Regions from separate parts of the Mus musculus genome. Here regions 2 and 3 are each linked to region 1. A link is a loop called in an ENCODE intact Hi-C map of the cell type or tissue named here. Cell type or tissue: gastrocnemius. All regions are shown on one strand.

The links. Peaks named below come from ENCODE experiments on the same cell type or tissue, not always from the same donor. Only the 100,000 strongest peaks of a DNase experiment are listed, where the experiment ranks them.
Region 2: a loop joins it to region 1, with 3 times the contacts of the local background. A loop is called at or near these places in 11 of 42 quality-filtered maps.
Region 3: a loop joins it to region 1, with 9 times the contacts of the local background. A loop is called at or near these places in 40 of 42 quality-filtered maps.

Annotation. Positions count from the first base shown.
Region 1 is chr2:91,281,802-91,289,801 of GRCm38, reverse strand. It overlaps 1110051M20Rik (RIKEN cDNA 1110051M20 gene), which reads left to right. Exons shown (of 9, transcript NM_175123.5): 5 at 5,482-5,567; 6 at 7,142-7,337; 7 at 7,947-8,000. Among named protein-coding and RNA genes, the nearest start is that of Arfgap2, 21 kb to the right of the region's middle. In gastrocnemius, a CTCF peak has its summit at 3,720 (motif pointing left); DNase peaks (open chromatin) are centred at 3,711, 4,691, 5,289 and 5,662; H3K27ac peaks cover 1,899 bases.
Region 2 is chr2:91,456,463-91,464,462 of GRCm38, reverse strand. Lrp4 (low density lipoprotein receptor-related protein 4) reads right to left here and starts at 6,932. Exons shown (of 38, transcript NM_172668.3): 1 at 6,711-6,932. The coding sequence starts at 6,762. In gastrocnemius, CTCF peaks have their summits at 4,244 (motif pointing right) and 5,214; DNase peaks (open chromatin) are centred at 5,584, 6,050, 6,518, 6,937 and 3 more places; H3K4me3 peaks cover 3,783 bases; H3K27ac peaks cover 6,537 bases.
Region 3 is chr2:91,477,448-91,485,447 of GRCm38, reverse strand. It overlaps Lrp4 (low density lipoprotein receptor-related protein 4), which reads right to left. Exons shown (of 38, transcript NM_172668.3): 12 at 7,697-7,927; 13 at 6,782-6,938; 14 at 4,918-5,135; 15 at 4,579-4,755; 16 at 3,468-3,590. Among named protein-coding and RNA genes, the nearest start is that of Lrp4, 24 kb to the right of the region's middle. In gastrocnemius, a CTCF peak has its summit at 4,389; DNase peaks (open chromatin) are centred at 4,059, 4,478, 4,815 and 6,885.

The sequences.
Region 1 (8,000 bases):
TTAATGGCTAAAGAGATGGCTCAGCAGTTAAAAGCACATACTGTTTTTGCAGAGGACCAAGTTCAGTTCTCAGAACCCACATCATATTGCTAATAACTGACATGTGACTCCCACTCCAAGGGATCTGATGCCCCTGCCATCCCCCCCCACACACACACACACTTAAATGCTGGGGTGGTGGCATGCCATCTGTGGTGCACATGTGACAGAGAACAGCCTGTGACAGGTCGGGCACATCGTGTACATCTGGGTTACTGAACTCAAGTCCTCAGGCTCCGTAGCAGGTGCCTTTAACCAGTGCGGTATCAGCCGTATATGGTATTTTTAAAGATCTGAGCACCTTCCCATCAGTCCTCTGGACAGCCAGCTTTTCTCTCCAGTTCTAGTAAGAAAAGCCAATATTGCATCCATGGTTGGGACAAGTGACACTCTGACAGGGCCAGAAGCAGCTCTTGGGAAAATACAAGCTTCCTAACTTTTGGGTGACTCCCTCCTACACAAGTCAGCCACAGTCCCAGCTTGGAATAAAAACCTCCCAGTGCTCACTTTTAGGTCCACTGATGTCCTATGAGAATTGGATCTGACCTTGACTTCTTCCTAGCTTCTCAACCAAGACAATAGAGCTAAATGCAGCCACTTGTCCAAGTACATGTCATTCTGACCTGCTTCTCCAGGCTCTACTCTCTTCCTAATTGGACTTTCCAGGGCTGAGTGTAGTCCTCTGGCCAGGGGCAAAGAGTAGGGTAGTAAATATGGCCTTTCTCCTATTCATCCATCCCTTCATTCAACTGCATTTCCTGAGTGAGCGCCTTAACTGTGGCAGGAGCCATGCTGGAACCCAGAGTCAAATAAGCAGGAAAGAAAGGTGTTATCTGGCAGGTCTTCCAGCCCAAGGGCAAAGATCCCCTTAGACCAGCTGTTAATGCACTACTGTCTCACATCTCCATGTCTCTCTTCCTGCCTCCTGCCTGCTTAGTCTATTCTATACCTCCAGGGGAAGTGCAGAGAAGAACAGCCTCCCTAGCCTGGTGGGTTTGTGGCACCCAGTGCCACTGCTGGCAATAGAGAAAACCTCTCACCTTTCCATGTGCTGCTGTCACCCAGCGTCATGTCCCTGTACCTGTCTGCCTCCACCATTTGCCCACAGGCATTTCTGACCATATCGCAGTCCCAGCCAAGTAAACAGCAGGAACAAAAAGCCAAGGGCAGGGGGCTGGAGAGAAGGCTCAGCCAGATGGTGGTGGCAGCGGCAGCAACGCACACCTTTAATCCGAACACTTGAGAGGCAGAGGCAGGCAGATTTCTGAGTTCGAGGCCTGGTCTACAGAGTGAGTTCCAGGACAGCCAGGGCTACACAGAGAAACCCTGTTCGAAAAACAAACAAACAAACAAACAAAAAAGAGCACTGACTGCTCCTGAGTTCAGTTCCCAGCCATCAAATGGTGGCTCACAACCACCCATAATGGGATCTGATGCCCTCTTCTGGTGCATCTGAGGACAGCTACAGTGTACTTACATATAACAATAAATAAACAAACCTAAAAAAAACAAAACAAAACAAAACAAAAAAAAACAAGCGCAGCAGGCTACCCTGCCCCCATTGAGGCGTCTTCACTCTGCTGTCTGCAGAGTTTCTCTCCTCAGCAGGGCCCCTGCCTTCTCCTGGGCATCATGGCCACCCTCAAGTCTCTCATGTTATCCAAAGGAAGGATCAAGAACTCTTTCTGGCACAAGTATGACCAGTAACTCAAATGTAAGCCTAATTCTTGGAACCCCAGAGGTACTGACAACAGACTGCAGAAAAGATTCAAGGCTCAGATCTTCGTGCCCGGTACCGATTCAATGAGCAACAGGCAGACAAGCTCATACTCCCAATGACTTTGCCCCTAACTAGGTAAGGTGAGTGACAGGCGCACATTCCTCTTGGCCACAAATTCTACTGTGCTAAAACTCTCTGAGGTGTTTCTCCCTAGAACAGCAAAACCACCCTAGAAAGAGCAGCAAATTCCTGGAGTAGATAAGAACTGTTATCTTCCTGGCCATCGGGTCGACAGTCCAGCAGCTAGCTGCACAGCAGGGTAGGAGTGGCTACTGCGTACAGAATGTGTGTGGATTTGATTTGTACTTCAGCAAAACCTGAAACCAAATGCAACAGAAGGAGACGAACGTTCTAATTAAGAATGGCCTCCCTTGGGCCAGTGGGATGGCTATGATTAGGAGTGTTTGGGCTTTTCTAGAAGACCTAGCTTTGGTTCTCAGCACCCACAGCTCACAAGTGCCATAACGCCAAGGCCTTTGGACTGCAGACACCTCACCTGTACTCATGTGCACATACCAACACATAGACACACACCTAAAAATAAAATAAATCTTTAAAAAAAAAAAAAAAAGCCTGACAGAAAGCTGGAGCCAGTTCTGAGGTGGGGACCCAGTATATTGTTTTGCCGGGAAAGGGTTAGAGAGGTCATTTTCCTAACATTCTAGAGAAGTGCTGGCAGGATTTTCCTGGAGCCTCAGAGAGGCAGAATGCACCTCAGGAGCATGCGGGGGGGGGGGGGGGGCACACAGAGAGAAGTACCTTCTAGAATCATCACAATTGTGGTGATAACTGCATGGTGCTTTCAGTAGACTAAAACACTGTCTTAAATACTTAATGAGCCGGGCAATGGTGGTGAACACATTTAATCCCAGCACTTGGGAGGCAGAGGCAGGTGGATTTCTGAGTTGAGGCCAGCCTGGTCTAAAGAGTGAGTTTCAGGATAGCCTGGGCTATACAGAGAAACCCTGTCTCGAAGAAACAAACAAACAAACAAAACCAAAACCTTAATGGGTTGGCTTTATGGTATTTTAATTACATCACAATATAATGATCAATAAAGATACAAACCAACTATGACTATCAGCATGAGCCCTAGGTTCTAGGTTAATGATAGACGCATTTGTCGTCTTTGAAAGCTTCAAGGCTTTGGCCAAGATTTCCTGAGGGTGAGGCCCAGCCCAGCACTCTCCTGTGCCATTTGCTTTTGGCTGCTAGGGGGCTTGGCCATTCCAGGGGTAGAGCAGGAAGGACAGGCTTCTCCTCTCTCTCCTCCCAAGGTGTCCCTTTCTCCCTGGGTGTTCCTGTGGAGCGCCCTCTCCCTCTGCAGCGCATCTTCACTAGCCCCAGGCCCCTCCCTTGTCTCTACTGCCTACCCAGTCAGATGTCTGAAGTGAATCCACTCAGTGCTCTCGCTCTGTCTCTCTCCTGTCTGTCTGTCTCTGTCTCTTTCTCTCTCTCTCTCTTTCTCTCATTTTGTTTTGTATTAATTTGTTTTGGGGTTTGTTTTTCCCTTGGATATCAGAACTCAGGGGACTGGACCACCAACCAAAGAGTACACATGAAGGGACCCATGGCTCCAACCACATATGTGGCAAAGGATGGCCTGGTTGGACATCAGTGCAAGGAGAGGCCCTTGGGCCTGAGGGTTTTCGATGCCCCACTGTAGGGAAATGCCAGGGTGGGAAGGTGGGAGTGGGAGCACCCTCATAGAGGCAGGGGAGGGGGGATAGGATAGGGAGTTCCCAGAGGGGAGACCTGGAAAGTGGATAACATCTGAAGTTTAAGTAAACAAAATATCCAATAAAAGGGAAAAAAATTTTTAAAATGAGAAGATAATCTTTGAACACTGAAGCTGTAGTCTCGCAGCTGTTGACGGAGGGACGTGGGCGCCCTCTTGTGGCCCTTGCAGTGTTGCTGCTTCCCACTTTGACCTCAATTTTTTCCAGCGGGATAGCAGAGGGCTGCTTTCCTTCTCCTCAAGAGACAAAGAAGCAGTTAAAGCTCTAAGATATATATGGCTAAGAATATAAATTAGTCCTAGAATCTAATTTATACGCTAATGCTAGTGTTTCTATTGTGTTTTCATTGTTGCTTATTTTTAGAAAGGGTCTCTCTAAATAACTCTAGTTGTCTTGGAACTCTCTATATAAACCAGGCTGGCACTGGCTTTAAACTCACAGAGCTCTGTCTACCTGCTTCTGCCTCCCCATGCTGGGATATAAGGCATGCACTTGACTTCTTTCTTCATCTTTTTTTTTTTTTTTTTTTTTTTTTTGGTTTCGAGACAGGGTTTCTCTGTGTAGCCCTGGCTGTCCTGGAACTCACTCTGTAAATCAGGCTGGCCTCGAACTCAGAAATCCGCCTGCCTCTGCCTCCTGACTGCTGGGATTAAAGGCGTGCGCCACCACACCGGGCTTGCTTTCTTCTTTAAGAAGAAATAGTACGGCCTAATGGAAGCACACAGCCTTTGAAGTCATACAGACTCACAAGTTTAGGCTTTAGGATCAAAAACCCCTCATGTGCAAAAGGAAGGAGCCAGTCCCAACTTTTACGGTGCTATCAGTGAAATGTAATGACGGTAGCTAAATGCTAAATGCAGCGCCCACTGTGGAGCAAGGTGCTCAGTAAATGGTACCTGTCACTCCTATTGTTATTACAGCTACCTAGGACCTTCTTTCTGTCTTTGAGAATATATCCCAAACCCTGACCCTTCTGGTTCAAGTAAGTAGAGATTTTAGAAAAATAGTCCAAAGCAAAAGAAAACAGTTTAAAATGTAAAAAAGAAAGAAAAAGCCAGAAGGTCCCTGTCAGAAACAGACTTGAGGCCCAGCTTCACTCCAGTAGAGGAGTTTGGCGCTCTGCCTGGCACACGGCTGGAGCCCAGCAAGTGCTAACTTCCTTCTCTTCCTGTCCCCCTTCAGCTACATCCCTGAGCAGAGTACGGATTTGGCCTTAGTGTGATCTCTTTAACAACCAAACGGTTTCTCCTGGAGAGTGCTCAGTGGGGAGAGCAGAGGCGGGTGCCTGCAGTGACTGCCACGGTCTCGCTAGCTGATGTGTATTCTCTGGGCAGAACTGTCCACTCCCCACCTCCCGCTCCCAGTCTGCCTTCTGAGTCCCAGAGTAGAGGTGCCTGTTGCTGTTCTGGCCATTTGGTAGCTTATTAAATCTCAGCACCCCTTGCCAAGAACCCTTTAAACCTCTTGGCTGTTCTTTTTGCCTTTTCTGATCAGCGGTATTTATTCAGAACTAAATGGTGCTCACTGCAGAATGAAAGGATTTACTGCTTTAAGTATATGAAAGGAAATCTTGGCTGCATTACAATTGCACCCTCTCTTTGCTGCCTCCACTCCACTCTGCCCATGCTCCTTTGACTGGTGCCACTGAGACTGACCTGGGAGCCTGCCCTTGGAGTAGTATGCTCAGTGCCGCTCAGTGACAGAGCTGGATTGGTAGGGATGAAGTGACTAGAGGAGGTTGCTTTAGGACCCTTTCCCCAAATACGCTGCAGCCCCAAGGGAGCCTGGAGGCCTGGAAACAACTTGTTGATGAATAATGTTTCTCTGTCCGTCTGGCTTTCTCTCTCCTCTCAGGCACACACGTGTAGTAACATACACATGTAACATAGGCTCTCTCTCGGGTCCTCTTCCTCTCTCCCCCAGGATTGTGCTCATGGATGATGCCATGGACTGCCTGATGTCTTTTTCAGATTTCCTTTTCGCCTTCCAGATCCAGTTTTATTACTCAGGTGAGAATGTTCCAGGCCTCATGTGGCTTTTGTTGGGGCCCATGTTTCCCTTTCTCATCCTGTTGTTTTCTCCATCTGTGTGCCTGGCACATGCAGTTCCCATCCCCACTTCCTTTAGAGGTATGCTTCATCATGGCCCACTAACAGGATATCTGATTTGCACTGGTGGTCACAAGATGCAGTCTGCCAAGCCTACTAAGGATACTGAATAAACACGATGCTTCCAGTCAGCAGCACAAAAAGACCCACTTAAGTGATAGCAGCAGTACAGACACCAATAGTGCTCACTACCTCCCTGCTGCCACACTGAGGACTTTAGTCTGTTCACTAGTCCTAAGAGATAAGCTTAGAGAGGTTCGAACCCAGACCTGTGCTTTTAGCCACTCCCTTGGTCCTGGATCACCAGTGGCCAGTTTTTTTTTTTTGTTTTGTTTTGTCTTGTTTTTTTTTTTTTAACCATACTCATATCTTTTAATAAACACACAGTAAACCAGACACAATGGTACATGATTGTAATCAAAGACACACACACGCTATCTCACACTTCCATTCTGCTCCCCAGTTCATTCCAGTTGCACCTTTAAGCCCCTTCTGACTTAATGGAATAAAAACAGATGAATAAATATATATGTATGCACCTCAAATGCGAGGGAGTACAAATTAAAAATTGTTACATCTATAAAGAAAGGCATAAAGAACGCTATCTCTAGACTGTGGAGATCACCTTCTTGCTAACCAGTCCTGCAGTCAGCTTTGGCTGCACTCGGGTGCCACATTATGCTTACTTGATAGCAGCCCAAGGGCTGTTCAGATGGGGGCTAAACCTGGGGCCACACCACGTAGCAACATCAGCATCTATATCTCATTTCTCTGAAGCCCTTAGACCTTAGGAAAAGAGCAGCCATGTTTGGGCGCATTCCCCACCTCTAACCTACAGGGCTCTGAGTTGAGAGCAGGCAATAAGTCACTGCTTACCAACAGCAGCTGCCTACAAAGCTGGGAAAACAAATTCACCTTCCAGTGATTAATAAATTAGCAGTTTGTAAGGCTCAGGCTCTTCCCTCTTCAATGATATTTTTTATTTTCTTTCAAGTTATATTGATTACACTGAAAGAGGCCTAGCCTGGGCAGTAACATGATACTCTCTGCAGCCTCCAGCACATTTTCATGAAGCAGATGGCCTCATGAAGTGGGGCTAGCCAGTGAGAATGTCCATGTGTTCTCTTAAAAACAAAAAACCTTATAGCCTGTAACGTGCCCCAGCATAGTACTAGGCACTGGGACAGGAGACAACATCGGGTCATGACCCTCGCCATTGTTCAAGGAGCTTACATTCCAGCAAGGAAACAGATAAGTAAGTACATAGCAAACCTGTCACTGAGTAGGGTGCTCTGCAAGTCTTCAGGGTGTCCCTATCTAGGCCAGGAAGTGTCATGAGGGCAGTAGTCACTCCAGGTATTTTGTCATCTACACTGAAGCTGGACAGACTGAGACACAAAGAAGCAAAGACATGGTGAAGAGATGAAATACAACCTCCTTGCCTAAACTGTTCCTTCCTATTCTGATGGTACCAGAATTCCTGGAGAGTGTGGCTGCCATCTATCAGGACTTGCTATCTGGGAAAAACCCCAATACAGTGATTGTCCCAACATCATCCAGTGGGCAACACCGCCAACGACCTGCCTTGGGTGATGCCGGTATGCTGGATGGAGTGGAAGCATCACTGTTCTATCAGCGCCTGGAAAACCTGTGTGACCGGCACAAGTACAGGTGGGCATGGGCAGAGGCCCCACCTCAGCCCTGGAGATCAGGTTGCTGCTGAGAACAAGTCTCTAGCAGAATATTTTGATTGGTTCAGGGTTTCTATGCCCCAGGATGGTCATGATTTTAAAACATAACCACGTGTGCCTAAAGCACACTGAGGACAGACTAGCTCAAGTATCTGGTTTTCTAAGGGAAGACTAGCTTTGGCTATTTGAAACAGAAACATTCACAGAAAGGGAAGGTTAAACTGTCCTGTATAGGACAAAGGCCCTTGAGGGACACAGCCTCCAGGCAAGAAGCTGACAGTAGCAGTGTCCTCTTCCCCACTCTTGTATGTTCCCTGTACAAAAGATAGTTATGGGTTGGGATGTGGCAGAGTACATGTTCCATCTCTAATTCCACCAGCTGAACAGCAGTAAGCATACCAGCCCTCTGTCTGCAGTATGGCCTGCTCCTGCAGGGAGGCCTCTGTCTGCAGTATGGCCTGCTCCTGCAGGGAGGCCTCTGTCTGCAGTATGGCCTGCTCCTGCAGGGCCTCCCAGCTTTGATGTCCTGCAGGTGTGGATGAAAAAATAGCACTTAGATTAAATCTGCCCTCCGAATTCTCCCTTTTAGCTGTCCACCACCAGCGCTTGTCAAAGAGATCCTGAGCAATGTCCAGAGGCTGAC
Region 2 (8,000 bases), 170 kb before region 1:
AAGAGTCAGCTACAGTATTGTGTGCTTGTATGTGCTAAGAGGGCAGAGTGAGTTCGATCCCTGGGACACATACGGTGGAAGGAATGAACCAACATCCTTCCATGCCATGCACAACACACAAATGTAAAAACAAAAAACAAAAGAAGTAACTAAATCCCAAAGAGGTCAATCCAATTGTAAACTTTTCCAACCTAGATCTTCTGGGACAACTGAGACTTAAAATATTCTGTTCTGGGGGTTGGAGAGATGGTTCAGCCACGAAGAGCATTGGCTGCTCTTTCCGAGGACCAGTGCTGTATTCTCCGAATGTGCATGTAAGTTACCAACCTCCATAGCTCCAGTTCTCACCTCCTCAGGCATCTGCACTCATGTGGGCCATAGACCCATACATAGATTATTTACAGAAACTCCAAACTCTGTTCTGAGAGGCAGCATGTGTTGAGGTATAGGGTTCTCATCTTAGACTCTGGGTTCGAATCCTGATGCAGCTACTCAGTGGCCATGTCACAGCAAATTGCTCTAAGTCTCAGTTTCCCACTGATTACTGCTTATCACCGGATCAGCAAGGCAGCAAAACTCTCTCGAGTACATTTGTATGTCTTAGCCCACATGCCCCATTTTGTAGTACAGAAACAGTCAGGAGGGACAAGTAGAACCTCTGTTTGGAGAAGGACCATTTAAAGTAGTGGTTTTGAACTGGTGGGTCATGATCCCTTTGAGTGCCTTAAGGACCCTTTCACAGGGGTCGCCTAAGACCATTGGGAAACACTGATATTTTGTAGCAATGAGATAATTTTATGGTGGTGGGGTCACCACAACATGAGGAATTATACTAAAGGGTTACCGCATTAGGGAGGTTGAGAACCGCTGATTTAAAGCCTTTGACTTTTACTGTCTCACTCAGTCTCTTTAGTAGAAACTTCTTGCTTCAGCTACCTGGTGTGGGGAAAATGAAAGGAAAAGCGACTCTCTCCCCTTTGCTTGCCTAAACCCAGCTTCTTCATTAATTCCTAAGATGTTGCAGTCGGCCAACATAAAATTTCTCTTGTCCTCACCCATGCCCACAAGATCAGTTGCACTCCATAGACCATGAGAAGGGAACGTAGCACCCCCGCAGTGGCCCCCCACCCTCACCCCTTGCAGGCCTGACAGGAAGTGGAGCTGCTGGGCTGTGATCCTAGGAGACACTGACGACCTCAGAAGCAGCTTTCCTCCACGTGCTAATTAGGTGTCTCTCCTAATACCCTAGTCTATACCTGCCTGGCCTTACACCCGGGGGGGGGGGGGGGGTAGGGTGGGGTTGGGGGGCGGTGAGGGTGAGGGTCTGGAGCTCCCTGGCTGCAGAAAATCTCCAGTGATAAATTGTGCAGCAGCACCTTTGTGTCGCTGCCTCCTCGCAGCCAGATGGAAGGTTTGCTCCTAGTCTTTTGTTTCCTGGCTTGGCTCGATGCTTGGATCCTTCCCTCTGTACAGAGGTGAGGGGGAGCTCCCATAGGCCAAGTCAGGGCTTGCTTCAAGTCCCAGCCAGGCTTTCTCCAGCTGGGGTGCACGCAGCGCCCCTCCCTCCTCACTCTCACCTGAATGGTGGGGGTGCAGGCGTTAGAAATAGCTGACAGGCCATCCACTCATCTGCGGGACACAGATGGGAATGCCTACGTGCACTGAAAGAATGAAGTCTGCTCCGATGGGCGGAAGAGATGCCCAGAGGCACCTGGGATGTTTGCTTCTTGCTAAATCAAAAAGACACAACAGAAAATAGACCGCCGGGAAGCTAAAAGAATCAGCTCTTCTTGACGGCTGCTCTGGGTTACGGTCAACTTTCTGCAGTTCCCAGAAACATCACAACACTGGCACCAACTTAAAAGGAAGAAACAAAGAGACAACAGGGGTCAAACTTTGGGGTGGAGGAGCTGGGGGTTACGAGTCTGGGGCTGGAGACCCACATCAATTATAGGGCACACTGACAGGACTCCTGATTGAAGACTGTGGCTGTGAAGGAAGCAGGCTCCCAACAGCCCAGCCTCCAAATTGAGGCAATTACTACCTCTAGAGCTCTGGGGCCCCTGACTCCTTCCTCAGGCCAGTGGGAGGGACAGGTTGGAATTCTAAACTGTTCCAACTACAAGAGACCTTGGCAACCTCTCTCACCCTGGGTCACAGCGATCTTAGTGTAAGGAGTTGTAGGTCTCCCTCCTGGCCTCTCAACAGGGATGTTCCCAAGGGAGTTCCTCTCTCCCCCCAACCCCCTTGGTCCTCTCCCCTAGCTTCCTTCATAAAGTAATAAACCTCTTTTCTGGAAGCGTGGACAGGAGGGAACTATGATTAGGTTTCACTAGGTTTTCAAGAAGGAAAAAGAAAGGACAAGGTATTTCACAGAGGGGGGAAAAAAAACGAGTTAAAACAATGAAGGATCAAGCCTCCTTCATCATATGAGACGCTGCAGTATAACTTATCTGGCTCCGCATATTCCAAACCCCAGAACCATCTCTGACCCACTTAGGCAGTCTTACTAAGGAACAGCTGGCATTTATCTGGGCCTATAGCTAACATAGCAGCTGTCAGGCTCTGTGCTGGATGACTTGAAATGCTCTGTCGTAGTCTCTTTTAATTTCCACAGCACGAAAATGTCACAGGTGAAAATATGCCACTCCCCTCCCCAGTTCCAACCCCATTTGCAGATACGAGTCCTGAAGCAAGGGCCAGGGTATTTTCATGAGTTCACCTAGAAGTATCAAAGCCAGGTGCTAAACCCAAGCCTGCCTGTGCTTTCTCAAATACTGAGCTAGGTATGCAGGCTGATGAGAGTGCGACACGGTGTTTGCTGAGTGGATGAACAGGAGCCTGAGGGCACCACTCAGCTCGGGCAGTGTTCCTGAGTGTCCTGGGGAGAATGAGCCTGACCACACACTAGCTCTAAGCCCCAGGGACAGGGACAAGCATAGGTGATCATCAGTGCTATTTTTAGGGCCAAACTCAGGCTCTGCCAACTAAATCTCAGCACCTAGTCCTTCCTGGGCCACTCACAAGGCTAAGAAGAGGAAGACATTCACTGTTGGGGAGAAGATGGCCACCAGGATTCATACAGCCTGGGACTCACATGCCCTATGTCTAGGCATCTGTGACAAAACATGGTGACACTCTACCAAAGAATGTAGAGATGGTGGCTAGCAGCTGAACAAAGACATGGAACTTCACTTTAGATTTGAGATCTGGCCATGTAATAAAACAAGGTACATTTTCAGTCTCAGAAATTATTGTGTTCTTATTCACGAACCCCTTTGTTATCTCTCTAAGCAGCAGCAACACTCTATCACCCTTCTTCATCTTAGGGGCCAACACTAGCAATTAGTCTGTAGGAGGCCTATGCAAAGAGCTACAAAGCACCATGTCCTCTGTGACCTCCGGTGTCCTTTGCTGGCGCGGAAGACGAGCATGCCCAACGTGCTTTGTGTCAGACAGGGCCTGACTAAGTTCCCTTGCACCTGTTACTCTTAATACTAGGTGCCAGTCCCAAAGATGTCATCTGATACCCAACAGGGGACAGAAGAGGAAATCCAGAATCAGTGAGAAGCCTGAGTCCCGAGAGATCAAGGGCAATGTCACTCAAGTTCCTTGACAACCGTGGTCACAACAACAACCACATGGAAATAAATAAGACCAGTCTTAAGCTAAACTATTTTGCACTCATCTTCAGAAACGTCTTTATCTACCCAAGCGAGCACTCCCGGCCAGGATCGTCAGGGTTCACTTCCCTAGAAAAGATTCCAAGTGAAGTGGTTTATATACACTCCAGTCGTACCGCACAGGATGAAAATACCCGTGGCTACTACCACTTCCTTACAAAAACCTTAACATTTAAATCACAAGAGCAGTTGTTGTTGTTGTTGTTGTTGTTAACTTTAGTTTTTGAGACAGAGTCTTATGAAGCCCAAGCCAGCCTTGAACTCACAAGGTATCTGAGAATAACCATGAACTTCTAAACCTCTTGCTTTCACCTACTAAGTGCTGGGAGTGAAATAGGTTTTTGTGTGGTTTGTTTTGTTTTGTTTTGTTTTTGAGAAAAGGGTCTTGCTGTCTAGTCTGGAATGACTTCAAATTACGCAACCCAGACTGACCTCATCCTTGCTTAACAACTCTTGCCTCAGTCGCCCAAGTGTTAGCTAGCATCACAGAGATAAGCACCATGCTTAGCTATTTTACCTCCACTTTGTGTGTGTGTGGCTGTGCACCACATGTGTGGAGTACTTGAAGCGGCCAGAAGAGGGCGTCAGATTCCCTGGAACCAAAGTTACACATCCCGGAGCTGCCAAGTATGAGATGGGAATGAAACCCAGGTCATCTGGAGGAACATGCAGTGCTTTAACCGCTGAGCCATGTCTCTGGCCACATCCTTCTAAATTCTGAACAGTGGATTGTGATCTAGGCTAACACCAAGTGGAGAGGCTCTAGGGAAATCCTGAGAGGATCAATAAAATCTAAACTAACACCTTGGTCTGGTATTGAATTCACTCCTAGCTGAGGTTGTCTGTGTAAGTAACACACAGCAGCTTTCAGAAGCACCTCTTCAGGACCTGAACTTAGTACTAGGGATCTTACTGGGATTTGTGGGGGGTGGTGGTTACAGACTCTGCAACTGCTCTACCTCATTGTGACTCTGTCTTCTATAAGGTCACCAAGGATGGCTCAGTATTAAGCCCTGCAAAGCACAAAATTTTCCTACCTCTGCCTACTCCGTATGCACAGGAAGTCTCAACTTAGAAATTTCTATTAAACCTTCTCCTTTAAAAATGAACCTCAACTAGTTACTGAGAACCCTCTAATGTTGTTTTTTTTTTTTTCTTTCCCACTGCAAAACATTAAGAATCCACGATTCTCTGCTCCTGTTCTCACCCCCATCCTCCATTGCAAATGTAATGTACGCAATTTTGACAGCAGCTCTGGAGCAGTGAATTCCTCTTGGCGAGTCTCAGTCCGGAACCTTCCAGCTCCCCCTTCCCTGGGGCAGAAGGCGACAATCTCCTCTTTGGCTTTGTTGGTATCCGTTTTAGCCCCCACCCCACCCCCCTTTTCCTAGTGCCTAGCTATTTCCCTTGATCTTTTTCAAAACTTCCTCCAGGGGGCCGAGAGGAAAGTTCCATCCCCTTCCCTTGAAACCCGAAGGGGGGAAACCCCCCAAAAGCATAGCTGTCCCTTTAAGGGGCCCATGTGGTGGGAAGAACAGTTACATTCCTACCCCAGTAGGGCTGCTGTCCTAACACGCCGAAGAGGCTACAAATAACCTTCGAGGAGAGAGCCCGAGAGGGGGAGAACGAGGCGCGAAGAGGAACGTGGGTCGGCCAGACTACCAGTCGGAGAGAAAAGACTCGGTCGGCGTTAGATACCACATGGAAAAAGCCATTGAAAACCCACGAGCGGTTTAAATAGCAGACACCAGAACTTTGTTTTGGACTCGGGAGCTAAAACAATCTTTAAAACAAGTGCCCAGACAGCTCCACACCCTGCCAGGCAAGTTCCGAAATCTGCACTTTCCACACGAGCTCCTCCATGTGAAAGAAAGAACCCGTGAATCGCCAGGATCTGCAGACCGCTCTTTCTGAACCCCACCCCCTCGTCCCGCAGCCAGGGAATCGAAGAACTGGATCTCCCCCACGTGGAAAAGCCGGCGGGTGAATATAGTTGAGAGTTCAAAGATCGATCTTTGATCTTTGGGCACAAACTCAGAGGCAGCTGCTAAATCTCCGGGTGCACCCACGTTCCCAAGCTGCTGCAGAGAAGCAGATTCCACTGCAGTCCTAAGTAGACATAACAGTTGCGTCCGGGCACCGAACACGTTATTAATAAGGAGCAGATGAAGCAGCAGTGCCGCTGCCATCCGCCCAGCTCCCCGGAGGCCAAGGCCCCACTGCACGGGTCGCGAGGCTGCCTTTGGAAGTTCCCAAAGAACGCGCCCCTGCGCTTTACCCGGGCCAGAACCGATCTGAGGGAGCTTTCCAGCAGTTTCTTCCCAAAGTTCCTCCCCAACCTCTTTTCCATCGCTGTTCCCCACCCCTCCCTTGGGGAGGATCCGGGGCAGGAAGCTGATTGGCCGCAGCCAGGAGAGGGAACCCAAAACTCCACTTAGGGGAGATGCTGCACGCAAGTATGAACCAAGGACCCTCAGAGAGAGCAGGGTTTCGAGTCCGAGAAATTGCTCCCCAAGTCCATGAATCCCGGATGCTCAAGTAACTCAGATTCAGCTGGGCCCCTCTCCGCAATCCACCCAAGATCCCCCAGTCCCTGGAAAGAGAACTGTTTACAATTTATGGGTTTAGCGACCATCCTCCCCGCCTTCCTTTCTTTGCACACATTCATTCGCACGCACCAGGGACACAGAAGCCCTGCCTTAACCTGAAAGGGAACCCGCCCCTGGCTCGTTAAAGAGCAGCGATGGAAGCCGAGAGAGCGTCTTGGGTCTTCTTCCACCCGGCCCAGACTACAGCGGGGACGAGTCCCACCACCGCTGTCCCCTCTCGTGCTAGAAGAGCTGCGGGGGCTGCTATTGCTTTCCTCCGCTCGCTCTGCCAGGGTTGGTGCTCGAAGTGAGCTCGAGGGTGGGACTTCAGGCCCCAGCCTCACGGTCCCACTCCCAGGAGGCGAGTCCTGCAGCGACCAGTCTCAGGGACAAACTTTCCCGGTGGCCCGGTCGGCGCGGGCGCTGCGACGCCGCTTACCGTGTGCGCAGAGCAGGGCGCCAAGCAGCAGCGCGCCCCACCACCGCCTCATGGTGCTGCGGCCGCCGCCGGCGTTCCCTGCCGGCCCGGGGGTCCCGCGGGCTCCCAAGGGACGCCGGGGCGGAGAGAATCAGCGGAGGGTTCCCCCGGGTTGAAAAGCGTCCCGGGTCCAGCTCGGCCGGCGCGCCCTGCAAGTCGCCCTCCGGGCTGCTGCTGCCTCCTGTACTGCCGGAGTTGAAGCCGCCCCGCCAGGGGACCGGGAGGGGGTGTCCCGAGCCTGGCCGCCCCGCCTCCCGCGTCTCGGCCCCCGCCACCACCACCCCGCCTGGTCCCGCCCCCGGCTCTGGCCCGGCCCCTTCCCGCCCTCTGCCCTCGCCCCCCAGTCCCAGGACCCCACCCGCCTGTGCCTCTTGCGCTCGCCTTAGCTCCTACTCAGTCTGCCCTAACATTCCTAGCCTTCCGGAGAGAGCCCCTTATCTGTCCCCATTACTGCGACTCAAATATCCCCAGCTTAAACAGAAAATTATCGTACTGGCAACTCTCAGCCTGGGTTCATTATCGGTCCACACTAGGGAGGAGCACCCGTGCTGACCCAAGTCGCCTGGGCGTGACCCCGGCCCCCCTACCAGCTCCAACTCCAGACTTTATTGTGATGTTTCAAAAATATGCAAGGCTTGCTAGAGCATAATTCTCTCGGCCTTTATTGACACCAAACAAGGGACATCAGGGGGCCTACAGTGTTGTGTCTCAACTAGTGTTCTCACTGTCAAAAATCCCTATTCTGAAGTTTTTCTTCTTGCACCCCAGCCCCTCCCCCGGTCTAGGCAGTGTTGTTCTTGGGCTAAATAATTCGGCGACCTCCCCTTTTCATTTATTCATTTCCTGAGGTGAAGTTGTCTGGGTCCTGTCTCCCCAGTTCAAATGCCCAGATTTGGCCCAGACAATCTCAGTTCCTCCATACTGTCTGTGAATGAGCCCCTTCACCATCCTTGACTTTCTGATCCTGGCAAGAAAGGGGTAGGGGGTAAGGAAATAAGTCAGTACTTAGAGTTGCACTCTGCCAAGAAGACCTGGGCCTTCTTTCGGCTCCTGTTTGTAAGGCTTTCCAGCAGTATGAAACGTTTGGATTACGACATAAACTTCTAATCCACTCTCGATGTTATCTCTGTGGTCTTCCCCACCCTCCGCCCCTTGAATACTAGTAGTTATTTGTTCATCTTGCTGCCTCCTGTGTTCCCAGGTTGTTTTGTTGCTTTTTGCTTACACCCCCTAACTTTCTTAGGGCCTGAT
Region 3 (8,000 bases), 200 kb before region 1:
TCCCAGGTTACTTCTGAGACCTTTGTCCTATTTCAGGTCTTCTGGTCTTTTGCTTCTCTGAGACAGGGTCTTTCTACAGACTCTTCTCAAACTCCATCCTCCTACCTCAGCCTCCTAAGTGCTGGAATTACAGACATGCTACCGGGCTAAAGTTTCTGTTTCTACTCTGTCATCTAGAATGATCATTCCATCTGCTGTTCTCTTCACAGATTAGCCAATAATGACTGCTCACTAAGTTCCTTCCTTGAAAGGCTCAATGCTCGGTATAGACATGCAGTGTTGTTCTACTCGGTCATAAAGATAAATAAAATTATGACCCTCACAATATAATGAATGGATTTGAAATGTGTTGTCAGTAAGTGAGGTGACCCAGATTCAAAAAGTGAAAACAAGAGAAAAACGTTCTCTCTCATATGTGAATCCTAACTGACAAGGGTTAGAGGCATGTGTGAGTGGCTATGAATGAGGGCAGAGGCTACGAAATTAGATAGAGGATCATGAGGGGGAAATGCTGTTCAGAAAAGGGGGAAGTCAAAGGGCATGTGACCTCAGCAGAAAGGAGACCAAGAGAAGTACAAGGGTATGGGGGCGGGGCTTGTGCAGGGGAATGGGTGAGAAGACGGAGAAACAGGGAAAAAAGAGTTTGCAAATGCCATAATAAACCCTATATTTTGTATGCTAAAAAGAGACAGACAGGGGACTGGAGAGATGGCTCAGAGGTTAAGAGCACTGACTGCTCTTCCAAAGGTCCTGAGTTCAATTCCCAGCAACCATATGGTGGCTCACAACCATCTGTAATGAGATCCGATGCTCTCTTCTGGAGTGTCTTCAGACAGTTACAATGTACTCATTACATATATTAAATAAATAAATAAAATCTTTAAAAAAAAAAAGAGACAGACAGACAGACAAGGAAGGAAGGAGACAAAGAAAAAACAAGGGCAACATCCCATACCAGTGCTTTGTAGTACATGTTATTCTTGCTCCCGTTTTCAGAAGAGCACATGAGGCTAACAGAGATCAGGGAGCATGCTCAGGGCTCAGTGTTGTGTCCCAGAACTGGGGCTCAGGCCTGCTCCAAAGGGAAATTTGGGCACTGCTTTCCACAGCAGCTTTCCCATCCTCTAGGCCTCCTCTGGCTTGTCTAAATATTTTTCCCAGTACAGTTAGCCTTTGCTATGTGCAGGGAATTGTTTCTAAGACGCCCGCAGATACTCAACTCATAGATACTCTGGGCCCTTATATAAAACAGGGTAGCATTTTCATATAACCTGTGCATATCCCACATAATCTAAGTAATCTCTGGATTACTTGTAATCTATATCTACATATCTAACATAATGTATTTGTTTCATATAACCTGTGCATATCCCACATAATCTAAGTAATCTCTGGATTACTTGTAATCTATATCTACATATCTAACATAATGTATTTGTTTGCTTGACACTGAGGATTCAATGTGGAATATAATTCCTATTTAGATGGCTTATATTCTATCCTTCTCTTTTCCAGAAATATGTATGTAAGTCTTTAATCCCAGCACTTGGGAGGCAGAGGCAGGCGGATCTCTAAATTCAAAACCAGCCTGATCTACAGAGCAAGTTCCAAGACAGACAAGGCTATAGTGTTCACAAGTTACAGAGAAACCCTGTCTCTAAGACACAAAGAGTGTCTTGCCTGCATGCACACATGTGTGCCATACGTGTGCCTTGGGCCCTTGAAAGACCAGAGAACGTCATCAGAGGCCCTGGAACCAGAGTGACAGGCGGCTGTGAGCTACTGTGTGGGAAACAGAAACTGAATCTGGATTCTCTGAAAGAGCAGCTGAGCCATCTCCCCAGTGACTCTAATGTGTTCTTGAGATAATAATAACCAAAAGAGCCCATACAGGCCAGCAAGATGGCTCACGTGCCACTCCACCTATCGATCTGAGTTCCAGCTTTAGAACCCACAGGATAAAAGGAGAAAACTCTGATAGGTTGTCCTCTGATCTCATACACACACACACACACACACACACACACACACACACACACATCTATGTAGTGCATCTTTTTAAAGGGTACTACATCTTCAGTACAGACACAGTTTTAAAATTTCCATCCACAGTTGATTAAATGCACAGACAAGAAACCCACAAATATGAAAACCTATGTATATCGATACTCAGAAAGGAGCTTCTGCCTAACTTCCAAATCCCTCTTCCAAGCCTTGATAAATCATTGGGAGAATGTCCCTGGAAGCATTTTGCATCTAAGACAGCAGAAGCAGATGGGCACAAGAAGGCAGGCAGTGGTGGTCACGCCTTTATCCCAGCACTCAGGAGGCAGAGGCAGGCGGAGCTCTTGAGTGTGAGGCCAGCCTGGTCTACAGAGTGAGTTCCAGGACTGCCAGGGCTATACAGAGAAACCCTGACTCAAAAAAAAAAAAAAAAAAAAAAGGCCCAGGAAAAAACATACAGTATGAAACTAGTTCTCAGTATGTATCTGAATGAAACCTCAAAATATTTTCCCCAGTCACTGTTTGGACAGGGCCCAGAGAATCTGATTCTTGCCTCTGTGTATGTCTGTATGTTTGTGAAATTGTATATGAGTATGTGTAAACATGTGTACATGTGGAAGTTGTGCAGCTTCTCCTACATCTTCACCTTATTACTCATTTTGAGACAAGTTCTCTCAGTGAATTCAAACCCCACTGATTGGCTAGACTGGCTGGCTTGTGAGCTTCAGGGATCTGCCTGCCTCCCTATGCACCCAGCTCTGGGGTTAGATAGACACCACCACACCCTAGTCTCCCAATTTCGATTTTAATTAGATTTAAGAGAGTCAGTGGATTATACAGCATGAATACATACATGTTGAATTCGTTGTGACGGATACATAATGAATTAATCCTGCCCTCTTGCTGGTCATGCCCTATGCCTGATCAACAACTCCCTGGACTAGCCTTAGATAAGGTCACCTTTGTGCCGAGATTTCTAGGGCTGACTTTGCAAGGTAAAATTGTCTTGTAGGAGCTCTAAGGAACCAAAGCAGAGATTATGGAAGAGACCAGGGAATCCTATCATCTTTTACTTGGTGGTCACAGATCATCATCTGGGATCCCAGTTGCTCTCTATTCTAACAACACAAACTCTTCTATGGATCAGGCTAAAGGGACAGAAGTTGGAAACCACTGCCCTGCTTTTTAGAGGAACTGGACCTTCTTTCTGCGCAGACAGAAGGCATTCTGCCTGTTGAGGTGAGAGCTAGGTGTTTGTACACTGAATGATGCCTCCAGCTACCACTGGGTTCTAGGTCCTCAGCTTTGACTTGGAAGCCCTCGGTCTCTACAGTCAGTCATGGATTCCTTGAGGAATCTGGCCCTCCCTGCCTGACAAGCCTTCCCTCCAACTCCTCTCACTGCTCCTTCTAACTGTCCCCAAAAGGCACCTCCTCTGAGGCTGGTGTCCCAAACCCACTTACTCTGGGCACAGGCGTGGCTGTTGATCTTGCGGAAGCCGGTGGGGCAGGCACAGGTGTAGTTCTGGCCACTGGGTAGACACAGGTGAGTGCAACCTCCATTGTTGTCCCCACAGCGGTTTTTCCCTGCTCAAAGAGCCCAGAGCAAGATGATCAGGAAAAATGAAACGCTTACAAAGGTAGACCCCACCAGGACAAAGGGTTGGAGGGTTTTCTTCAAGAACTCTGGCAGGGTGGTGGTGGCACACGCCTTTAATCCCAGCCAGCACTTGGGAGGCAAAGGCAGGCAGATTTCTGAGTTCGAGGCCAGCCTGGTCTACAAAAGTGAGCTCCAGGACAGCCAGGGCTATACAGAGAAACCCTGTCTTGAACCCCCCTCCAAAAAAAGAACTCTGTGGGGTGCAGACACCAAACCTAAACATTAGTGTTGATGCCAAGAAGTGCTTGCTGACAGGAGCCTGATACAGCTGTCTCCTGAGAGGCTCTGTCAGTTCCTGACCAATACAGATGTGGATGTTTGCAGCCAACCATTGGACTGAGCCCAGGGACCCCAATGGAGGAGTTAGGGGAAGGACTGAAGGAACTGAAGGGGCCATCTCTGGCATCAGTGGAAGGGGAGGCACTTGGTCTTGTGAAGGCTCCATGCCCCAGTGTGGAGGAATGCTAGGATGATGAGGTAGGAGTGGATGGGTGGGGGAGCACCCTCATAGAAGTGTTGTAAGGGGGGATGGGATAAGGGGTTTGCAGAGTGGAAACCAGGAAAAGGGATAACATTTGAAATGAAAACAAATTAGTCTATTAAAAAAAGAAAAAACCAACTCTGTGGGATTAATTTCGATATCTTTTCCAGATGTGAATACGAGTACCTGTAAATGTTTGCATTTTATGGAAAAAGCCAGATGAGTCCTGATGTTGTACTACCCTAAATGTCCAGCAGAGAGAGCAAGTAGCCCATGTTAATGCCAGCTCTGGACTTCCCTGACTGGAATTCACTGTATCTGTAACAAGTGCAAGGCGGATTCTCAAGAGGCACCAGCAGCCACATCACTGGTGACAAATCTAGCTCACTTGATGTGACTTTTTTTTTTTTTTTTTTTTTTTTTTTTTTTTTTACCTGCGGGCTGGCGCTGGGGGTGCAAGGTATGAATGTCCATAGGAAAGTGGAGCTTGTTGCGAATGATTTCCTGGTTCTTCCCCGTAAACTTGTTGGCACTATTGATGCTCTTGGTGTGCCAGTCTGTCCAATACAAGCTGTCTTCAAACACTGTGATGGCAAAGGGATGTGGGAGGCCTGGAGACAGTCCAAAAAGACCTTAGTCCAGACATGGCCTGCCATGGCCCCTGAGCCCAGCCAGACCTGGCAGCCACACACATCTCACCCTCTGCCAAGGCTCCTGGGGGCAGGATTGGGGAAGGAGCAGAGAGATGAAAGACAGCACACCAAAGACCTCACCCTGGCTAATGACAGCCTTGCGGTGACTCCCATCTAGATTGGCCCTCTCGATGACGTGGTGCTTAGCATCCACCCAGTACATGCGGCGACCAGCGTAGTCGATGGTGAGGCCGTTGGGCCAGAAAAGATGAGTGTCAGCAATGATGCGACGCCCAGAGCCGTCCATGCTGGAGGCCTCAATGCGGGGGGTGTTGCCCCAGTCTGTCCAATAAATGGTTCTAGGAAGAAAGGAAGTCAAGAGATGGATGGCGGAGGACTGATGAATGACAGCCACGGTGACGGAACAGGAGACGGCTTTACACGTTGGGTTTCACCCGTTTGCCTGGAAACCATCTCGTTTGTTTATTCATTTGTTTGTGTCTGTTTGTTAGTTTATTATCTATCTATCTATCTATCAATCTATCTATCTATCTATCTATCTATCATCTATCTTTGAGGCAGGGTCTCACTATATAGCCTTGGCTGACCTGGCACTCACTATGTAGACCAGGCTGGCCTGGAACTCACTGTGTAGATCAGGCTGGCCTCAAACTCAGAGCTCCATCTGCTTCACTGAGTACTGGGATTAAAGGCATATGCTACCATGCCCGGCTTTGAAGTATGCTTTTTTCAAAAAAAAAATTTACTTATTTAAAATGCTTCCTCCCTCCCCCCCGTGTTTGAAGACTGAACCCAACGAGTTAAACCCAGAACCTAACGCGAGGCAACTGTTTTATCACAGAGCTGTATCACCAGTTCTGAAGAATGATGTTTTAAGTATCTCGATTGAATTGCCTGGAGACAGAGCATTTGTTCATCAGATTTTTAAAAGTGCCTGCTATGGAAGGGGTGCAACCGGCGCTAGAAACGGAGCAGTGGACAGCAATCCCTGAGCCCGTGAAGACGACGAGAGAGTGCAGTGTATATGTTAGGACACACAGGCTCTTCTTTCTCAGTCTCTTCTGCTGCCTGGCCTGTTCTATGCCCCCTCTCCCTCACACCATACTTCTCAAACAGTTGACATCTAATTGCAGGATCTTGCGAGTCATCCCCTCAAGAGGTGGCATGGAATGTATACAGGCCAGAGGCTAGGAATTTTCATTTCAAGAGACTTCAATGCAGGAGACTTGTCTATTAATTTTTAAAATTATTTCAAATTAATGATATTAATTACCTCAACTACTGGCTGCTTTAAATTAATAATAATTTTTAATTAGCTTCACTCTATGGGCTAATAAAAAAACACTAGGCAGTTCAAACTTACCTAATTAGTATATTTTATTCCATTCAAAATGCTTCATTATTTTAACCTTAGATATTTGTAGGAGCAGTTGTATCTTTATTTAGATCAGGGTCTCAATAGCTTAGGTTGGTCACCAACTCTGTAGCTGAAGTCCCAATCCTTCTGCGGTCACCTCCCGAATATGCCTATTTTATGTTTGCTTTATATGTGTTTGTTTTTAATTTGCCAACCAAGAAATAAATGAAGAGGGAGGGAGTTGGAGAGATGGCTCAGCAATTAAAAGCACTGACTGCTCTTCCAGAGGTCCTGAGTTCAAATCCCAGCAACCATATGGTGGCTCGCAACCATCTGTAATGGGACCAGATGCCCTCTTCTGGTGTGTTTGAAGGGTTTACTTATATATATTCAAAAGAAAAGAAAAGAAACAAAAGAATGAAAGAGAAAAATGAAGGAACACGGAGAGGTTGAGTAAGCCAAGGATGTTCAGCCACACACTACAGACCCAGGACGCAAGGGCATCTGGGTACAGAGTCCATATTGCCAACACTGCTCTGAGGAAGACCCACAGTGCCTGGCCCAGAGGCCTGAGAACAATCCCTGCCTGCTGCAGGAGGGACCTGGAAATTTGAGACACCTACTCACCCCTCCATGGGGTGTAGGGCAATGGCTCTGGGCTTCTCTAGGCTCTGCCATAGCAGCACCTTCCGGTGGGCCCCATCCAGATTAGCCACCTCAATCCTCGACGTCCCAGAGTCGGTCCAGTAGAGCTTGTCATGGACCCAATCCACCGCTAGGCCCCCTGGTGAGAGGAGGCAAGGGAAGAGTGTCAGCCATTCACCCTAGGTAGCTCTGCGTCCTGGAAACAAGAGCAGACTCTTACAAGACGTTGCTTCTGAGGCTAGGACCTTGTTGTAACTCTGACACACATCGTCTCTGTGAGCTTGGCACTGAGCTTCCCAGAGTGGGAAGGGAAGTCAAGCAGTTGACCGGGGTCACGCACTTCATCCACACAGAGCTGGGGATGGCCTTGAACTCTGGACGCCCTGGTGCTGTGTGTGGATGGAAATCAGTGCCTTTCATAAGTAGGCAGGTGCTGTCCTACTGAGTTGCAACTCCAGCCCTGGATGCTGCTGACTTCTTAGTCACTTAACCTGCTTGTAGGATAAGCCTGAGGCCACCAGATTAGCTATTGCTTTTTGTATGTGGAGATGGGGGTCTCGTGTATCTCAGCCCGGCTTTAAACTGAATGACCTTGAACTTTTCTGATCCTTTTGCTTCTACCTCTTCAGATGACAGGCAGGCATCATCATGTCTGGTTTATGCAGTGCTTGGGGAATCAAGCTTAGAGCTTTGTGTTCATGCTAAGCAAGCACTCTACCAATTGAGCAGCATTTTCAACTCCTCAGTTGGTTCCTATCTGAGAGTTTCACCCAAGATTTCACTGGAAGAGGCCTTCTGCTTTGTGCACTTTGGAAACACTGGCCCGGCCCCCCCTTTCCGCTGTGTTTTTTTGCACATGGCATTCCAGGCTCTCCACTCAGGGCCTTGTTTTCCTACCTGGGCTCTCTAGCCCAGTAGACACCACCTCCTCTACATTGCTGCCATTAAGGTTGGCACGGAGGATGCGGTCCAGGGTGACATCCGACCAGAAGACCAGCTCCCGCCGGTGATGAAAGTCGAGGGCAATGGCGTTCTCCAGGTTGTTCAGTAGCAGCGTGTACTCGGAGCGGTGCGGGAGCACCTGCCGGATGTCGATACGATTGGCAAACAGTAGCACAGGTTCTGGCCCTGGACACAGCATAGAAATAGGACCCACTGGGCCTCAGAGCCACAGATACCCATCAGCATGCACCCTCAGGGC